Regions from separate parts of the Homo sapiens genome. Here region 2 is linked to region 1. A link is an interaction called in ENCODE POLR2A ChIA-PET data of the cell type or tissue named here. Cell type or tissue: CD4-positive, alpha-beta T cell. All regions are shown on one strand. Each heading gives the region's core, and the rest is flanking DNA. Links, peaks and the distances in the headings are about the cores only. Region 1 overlaps KIAA0040. Region 2 overlaps LOC105371623 (a long non-coding RNA gene).

Region 1 (2,915 bases), core at 278-2,777:
ACTTTAGGCATATTAAAGTTGAATATGCCCAGGAAATGTCCAGATGGAGATAAGCAGTTGGGTATACAGGTCTGGAACATAGGTGGAGGTGGAAGGCAGCTAAAGAGGCCTGTGGTAGCACCACATTGGTGCTGAAGAGTCTTGTATTTGTCAATAGTGGCCTATAGATATTTTCATATCATATGTTGACTTCCAGATGACTTTCTCCGAACGCTCAAGGCTTTCTCAGGATACCTTGGAGGATAATTCCTAAAATAAAGAAGAGAATTCTGGGTTCATGGCACATAGATAGTAAAGATGCATTTAATTATCACTCCTCCATGTGAAAAATTAATACTTAGTTCAGTTGTAAGATCTGTGAAGACCTTTCCAGAACTCACACTCCAAGTCTTTAGTTACCTACCCCTGTGTGGGAGAGTCCTGACTTCATAAAAACAAGAAGGATGACCTACTCTGACTAATTTCAGACCCCTACAGAGTAGTTATTTAGGTCTGGCTGCCAGTGCTCGGCTCAGGATCTTGTGTGACCTGCATGGAAGAAAAAACCTTGAGCTTGGAGCTAGAGATACATGGGTTCAGTTCCTGGCTTAACTGCTTATTAGCTGACCTTGAACAAGTTCTTGAAAGCTTCATTTCCCTTATATTTAAAATGGGGATAATTATTACTCACCAGGGCAATGGTTAGAATCAGAATCAAATTGAAAAGGAAAGTACATTTAATGTGCTACATAAATTGTAAGACTCTATAAAAATGTAAGGGGTTTTATTGTTATTTCTAATCTTGCCTCTTGAAACTACCAAAATTAGACGGACTGTGTAGGTGTAAGCTCTGGGCAGCATCTTCAGCCCAGACTTGCAGCTTTCCTATTGTATGACATATTTTAAGGCAGTAATGATAAGTCTCCTTCCATGATATCAATCACATGCATCTACTCTGGCCTCTTTTGTCCTCCTTAGCTAAAATGGTCAGAGCCCAAAGAAGTCAATGCTCTGCTATTGCTTGTGCAGGTTGTGTACTGCACAAGGACTCCTGGGAGTCTTTGGAGCTGAAAGCACCAATATTCCACCTGCTAGGCCTTAGACCCACCCCACTTGCAGCTGAGTCCACATGGAGGGGATGCTTTTTTCTAATTCTCACCAAGGTGCTGGTTTAACCCATTTAATCCAATGGCCCTGAATCTGAGCATTAGTCAATGACTTGGGTATATTTGTGATTTTTCCCTGTCCCAACCAGGGAATCCTGACTTATTCCAACCCCATGAAGTTGGAATGTTATGCCAACGTCAAAAACCTTCAAGTAAACAGAGTTCTAATAGAGGCTAAGCTGTTGATGAAAAAGAGGAAGTAACCACAGATTCAGAGACTTCAAATGGAAAAACACTTCCGAGAAGAGCCAGCCCCACCCCTTCACTTCACAGATGAGCAAACTACAGTTCAGGGAGGGGAAGTGTGGGCCCAGTCACAGAGCTGGTTAATGGAGGGACCAGAATCCAAGTTCCATCTGCCTCTGCCCAGGAATACCCAATACTATCCAGGGTCTCTATCACCTTTTGTATCTCACACACAAGGACACAGCTAGGCATTCAAATGCCTGTGGAAAGGTGAAATGAAAATTGTACCTCAAGTTCCAATCCTCCCCAAGTGGCCTCCAGGACAAACTAGGGGCAGACCCTCAAGGGATGCAGGTAGTTCTCAACTTTTAAGGCAACCTCCATACCACCCTCGTCTCTTCTGTTTCCTCAGTTTCAATCCTTAAAGTTTTCTCAGGAGTTCCCAAAGACCCCTCAAGAAGAGAAACAACATTGGGTGCCTTAATTAACTAAAATCCTTTTAGTGTTTCCTCAAACTTGTCAGGAAGAGTGTTTCACCTCAGAGATAAGAATGAGCTAGAGACCAGTGGATTAGTTGAAATTACATATCCAATATCGATATGTAACTTACCATTCAGTGAGAAGGGTTCCAGGTGAATAATGGGCTTTCAGGAGACTCGTCACAGACACAGTAAGGGAGATAAAGACAGTAGCATGATAGACTTTTTCCCTCCCTGGACAGCAAAAGGAAAATCGAGTGCAAATTCTTTGAAAGACAATCCCCAGGGCCAGAGCCCAGGCCAGGTTTCTAGCTTTTCCGCCACATCAGTCTGAGCCATCTGAACAGAGCATCATCTGGGGACATGAGTGGACATTTAATGGAGACCAGGAAAGGGCAGCTAAGTTCCAAAACGAACCTCACACAAACACAAAATTTCTTTCTCAGAGGCAACTCCCAAGGGACATGGCGGCATCCAAACCCAATCCCCACCCCTGGGAAGAGACTTGCTCCCACGATTGTGAGCAAGCCGCTCCATGGAGTTTGTCACTAAGAAATAAAACAAAACCTAACCATTGCTGTAGTTCTTGGTCAAAATTGAAGAGATGATTGTATTTAGAAGCCACTGCAGACATGCCCTTGCTCTTGACTATAGCTTTCTCCCGATGGGATGTTTTTCAGTTACATTTTATTCTCCTCAAATACAACCCTAATTTCAAGCTGGATAGTCTTCAGAAAAGCCCATCAGCATTTTTTTTTTAGTTTCCCAGGCAAGTCATAAAAAGAAAATTGGCAGAAGAGAGGAAAATAACATACAAATAATAACAATAAGGATAGTCGCATGTGATAGTATGTTTAGTCTTCACATTGTCCTGACAGGGAAAAGAGCTGTGGGCCACAGGTTCAGAGGTGGTGTAGGGGCAGGGAAAGAGGGTCAAGGGCAGGGGAAGGGAAAAAGGCCGTGGGAACAGGGAAGACCCATGAGCTTAGTGTTATGGGAACAGAATAGTATAGTGGATATGCTGTGTATTAACTTAAATGACATGTGACAGTGGCCACCATAAATAAGAGAAAAGAATGCTGCACTCTGAGTCAAGAGCTTCTTG
Region 2 (2,915 bases), core at 149-2,648, 110 kb before region 1:
TGAATCCATCAGTATTTTTATTAGAATTCTGGGACATTTTTATTTAGTCCATTGATTTTAAAGCTATTAGAAACCTGTATTTAAGAATACTTGTTAGTATCTTTTCCATGAATCTGATTACAAATGCTTTTAGAGAAAAATTGAGACGATAACGTGGAAGACAGACTTAAAATAGCCATCGTTAAAAATCTGATGAAAGTTCATTACAATCAGCAATTGACAAGGGAATTTGGGATTTTTGTGGCATTCAATATAATAACCAGAACTGTTACAGATATGACATATTACACTTTTAAGAATTTTATAGGGCCAGGCGCGGTGGCTCACACCTGTAATCTCAGCACTTTGGGAGGCCGAGGCAGGAGGATCACCTGAGGTCAGGAGTTTAAGACCAGCCTGGCCAACATGGTGAAACCCCGTCTTTACTAAAAATACAAAAGTTAGCCCAGCGTGGTGGCAGGCATCTGTATTCCTAGCTACTCGGGAGGCTGAGGCAGGAGAATCGCTTGAACCTGGGAGGCAGAGGTGCAGTGAGCCGAGATCGCGCCATTGCACTCCAGCCTGGGGGACAAGAACGAGACTTCGTCTCAAAAAAAAAGAATTTTATATACAGTTTTGAAACATTTTTATTAGTAACATACCCATAAATGTAACTGGAAAAAGATCTAGTATCACTTCTCATTTGACAATGTTTCCCATATAATTTACCAAATAAGCCTAATCATTTAATATCTCTCTACAAGATGAGGAATACATCCTTTGAAGCTCTCCAGGGACACCACTGAAAAATATCAAAGTCAATTTTAGGTCAAAAATACTTAATTTAGAATTTTGATATGGGGAAGTCTTTCAAAGGTACCCAAAGGTTTAAAACACTTGATCAAAACAGGATCACAGGTCACTGTGGAAATACTAGCTATTCATTTAACTAGAGTGATAATCAAAAGACTTCAAAAGCAATACAGAAAGTTACGTGGATGTAAAAATCCTTAACCTCATCAAAACTCAGTTTCTCTAAGTAATCAAAAACCTAATAAACACAACATGAAATTATCTTAATAAAATATACAATCTTTGTTTCTCAGGCCAGTTACCAAAAGGATTTTGTTTTTATTAAAATCTTCTGGCAGTATGATTGCTTCTTTTTATGGGAAACCCATTTAGATATCCTGGAGTCAAACCTGATGAAAAGGCACTTGAATTTAATCAGACACAGGAAGAACATGTTCAAAGCTATGAGTGTACACCACATTAAAGAGGAACATAAACAGGAAAACCAACACCTTGAGCAGGGTAATCCATGGCTTTTAGTAATAGCATGGGAAGTTTTCTGGCTACATGAAGCAATCAAGACACATCAAGAAAAGCCAAGAATAGGGAGTCAAGTTATACTGGAGGAAAACATTGCTTTGCTAGGCTTTCAAGGGAAACATTTCAGTGTCAGGCCATAACAGTAGGGATAGAAATAGAGAGAACATTATAGGAGCTGGCAAAAATATTTAAGGAGAGAGTTCTCATCCCAGACCTTCTCAAGGAGAGAAAGGAGGAGATCAGAAGGCAATGATATGTGACCTACAAATCTCATGCAGAGACACAGCAAAAGCTGAACTTCTGATATACGAATCCAAGAATCTTCAAGAGGAAAACTTTACCTTGATAATTGAAATTATCATTCTAAATGAGGAAAACAGCATTTCTAACCAGAAACTAGGAAAAACTAAATGTATCTCAGGAAGAAATGTGGCAGAAACATAAACTGTACAACAGGAAGAAGCTGCAGTTCAGAAGATAACTGAAAATTAAAAGAAACAGATTTCAGAATCAAAAATCAAAACCTCTTGCAACTTTTACTAAGACAAGATCAATACTTCAAAAGAAACTTGGTTGTGCTAACACAGGGAACCAAAATTTTTTAGTTATATATCAAAGCTCAATCTTTTTAATTTTTCATATCAAAAGCTCAATTTTTATATCAAAGCTCAATCTTTAGAAAGACATAATTTCCATCTAATTATAGCCAACTTGATCACAGACAAAATTTCTTTCCTAAATTCATCCTTCACAAACCTTATCACAACTTACTCAGACTGTCAACGACATGCTTCAGCCTTTTGCTTTGTCCTGTGTTTCCTCTTTCTTAAATAACTAGTCATTTTACTTTAGGAAAAAATTCACTACACAAAATTCTTTCTCATAGAAAATTTTTCTTTTGTTCTTTTTTAATCTTCCTTACCAAAAATACATCTTTATACCTGTACCTTTCTTCACATCTCTCACTCTACTACTTACTGGTTCCTTTCTATCTTGTTCTACGTCTTTTCTAAATTTACTTCTGGAAACAAGCCTCTGGATTGAGACTAAATTTTTTTCTTCTCAATGAGGAATACGTTTTGTTGTTTTTTGTTTTTTTTTTTGAGTCAAAGTCTCACTCTGCTGCCCAGGCTGGAGTGCAGTGGCACGATCTTGGCTCACGGCAAGCTCCACCTCCTGTGTTCACACCATTCTCCTGCTCAGCCTCCCAAGTAGCTGGGACTACAGGTGCCCACCACCACACCTGGCTAATTTTTTTGTATTTTTAGTAGAGACAAGGGTTTCACCATGTTAACCAGGATGGTCTTGATCTCCTGACCTCGTGATCCGCTCACTTGCCTCCCAAAGTGCTGGGATTAGAGGTGTGAGCCACCGCGCCTGGCTGAGGAATACATTTTTATGCCTTCCTTATAATTTCTCTCATTAAAAACACATCTTACTTTTTGGTACACTTTGTGAACAGAATTATATATTACTTAGAATTTTTGACTCTTAGTAACCTCAATTTCTAGTGAAAACCTAGGAAGCAAGAAATTTTGAACTGTCAGCTACATCTCAGTATTTTATCTTATTTGTAAATGACCTAGACGTTAATATCTATCACT

Evidence for each region. Peaks named below come from ENCODE experiments on the same cell type or tissue, not always from the same donor. Only the 100,000 strongest peaks of a DNase experiment are listed, where the experiment ranks them.
Region 2: POLR2A ChIA-PET joins it to region 1 with 5 read pairs; 2 of 35 experiments call an interaction of 5 or more read pairs at or near these places.

What each region holds. Positions count from the first base shown.
Region 1 is chr1:175,187,558-175,190,472 of GRCh38, reverse strand. The region is part of intron 1 of KIAA0040; the gene reads left to right. Among named protein-coding and RNA genes, the nearest start is that of KIAA0040, 3.8 kb to the left of the region's middle. In CD4-positive, alpha-beta T cell, for the core only: no CTCF peak of the experiment used is centred there; a DNase peak (open chromatin) is centred at 1,402; H3K4me3 peaks cover 1,591 bases; H3K27ac peaks cover 1,842 bases.
Region 2 is chr1:175,293,498-175,296,412 of GRCh38, reverse strand. All of the region lies in intron 1 of LOC105371623 (a long non-coding RNA gene), which reads right to left. Among named protein-coding and RNA genes, the nearest start is that of KIAA0040, 100 kb to the right of the region's middle. In CD4-positive, alpha-beta T cell, for the core only: no CTCF peak of the experiment used is centred there; no DNase peak of the experiment used is centred there.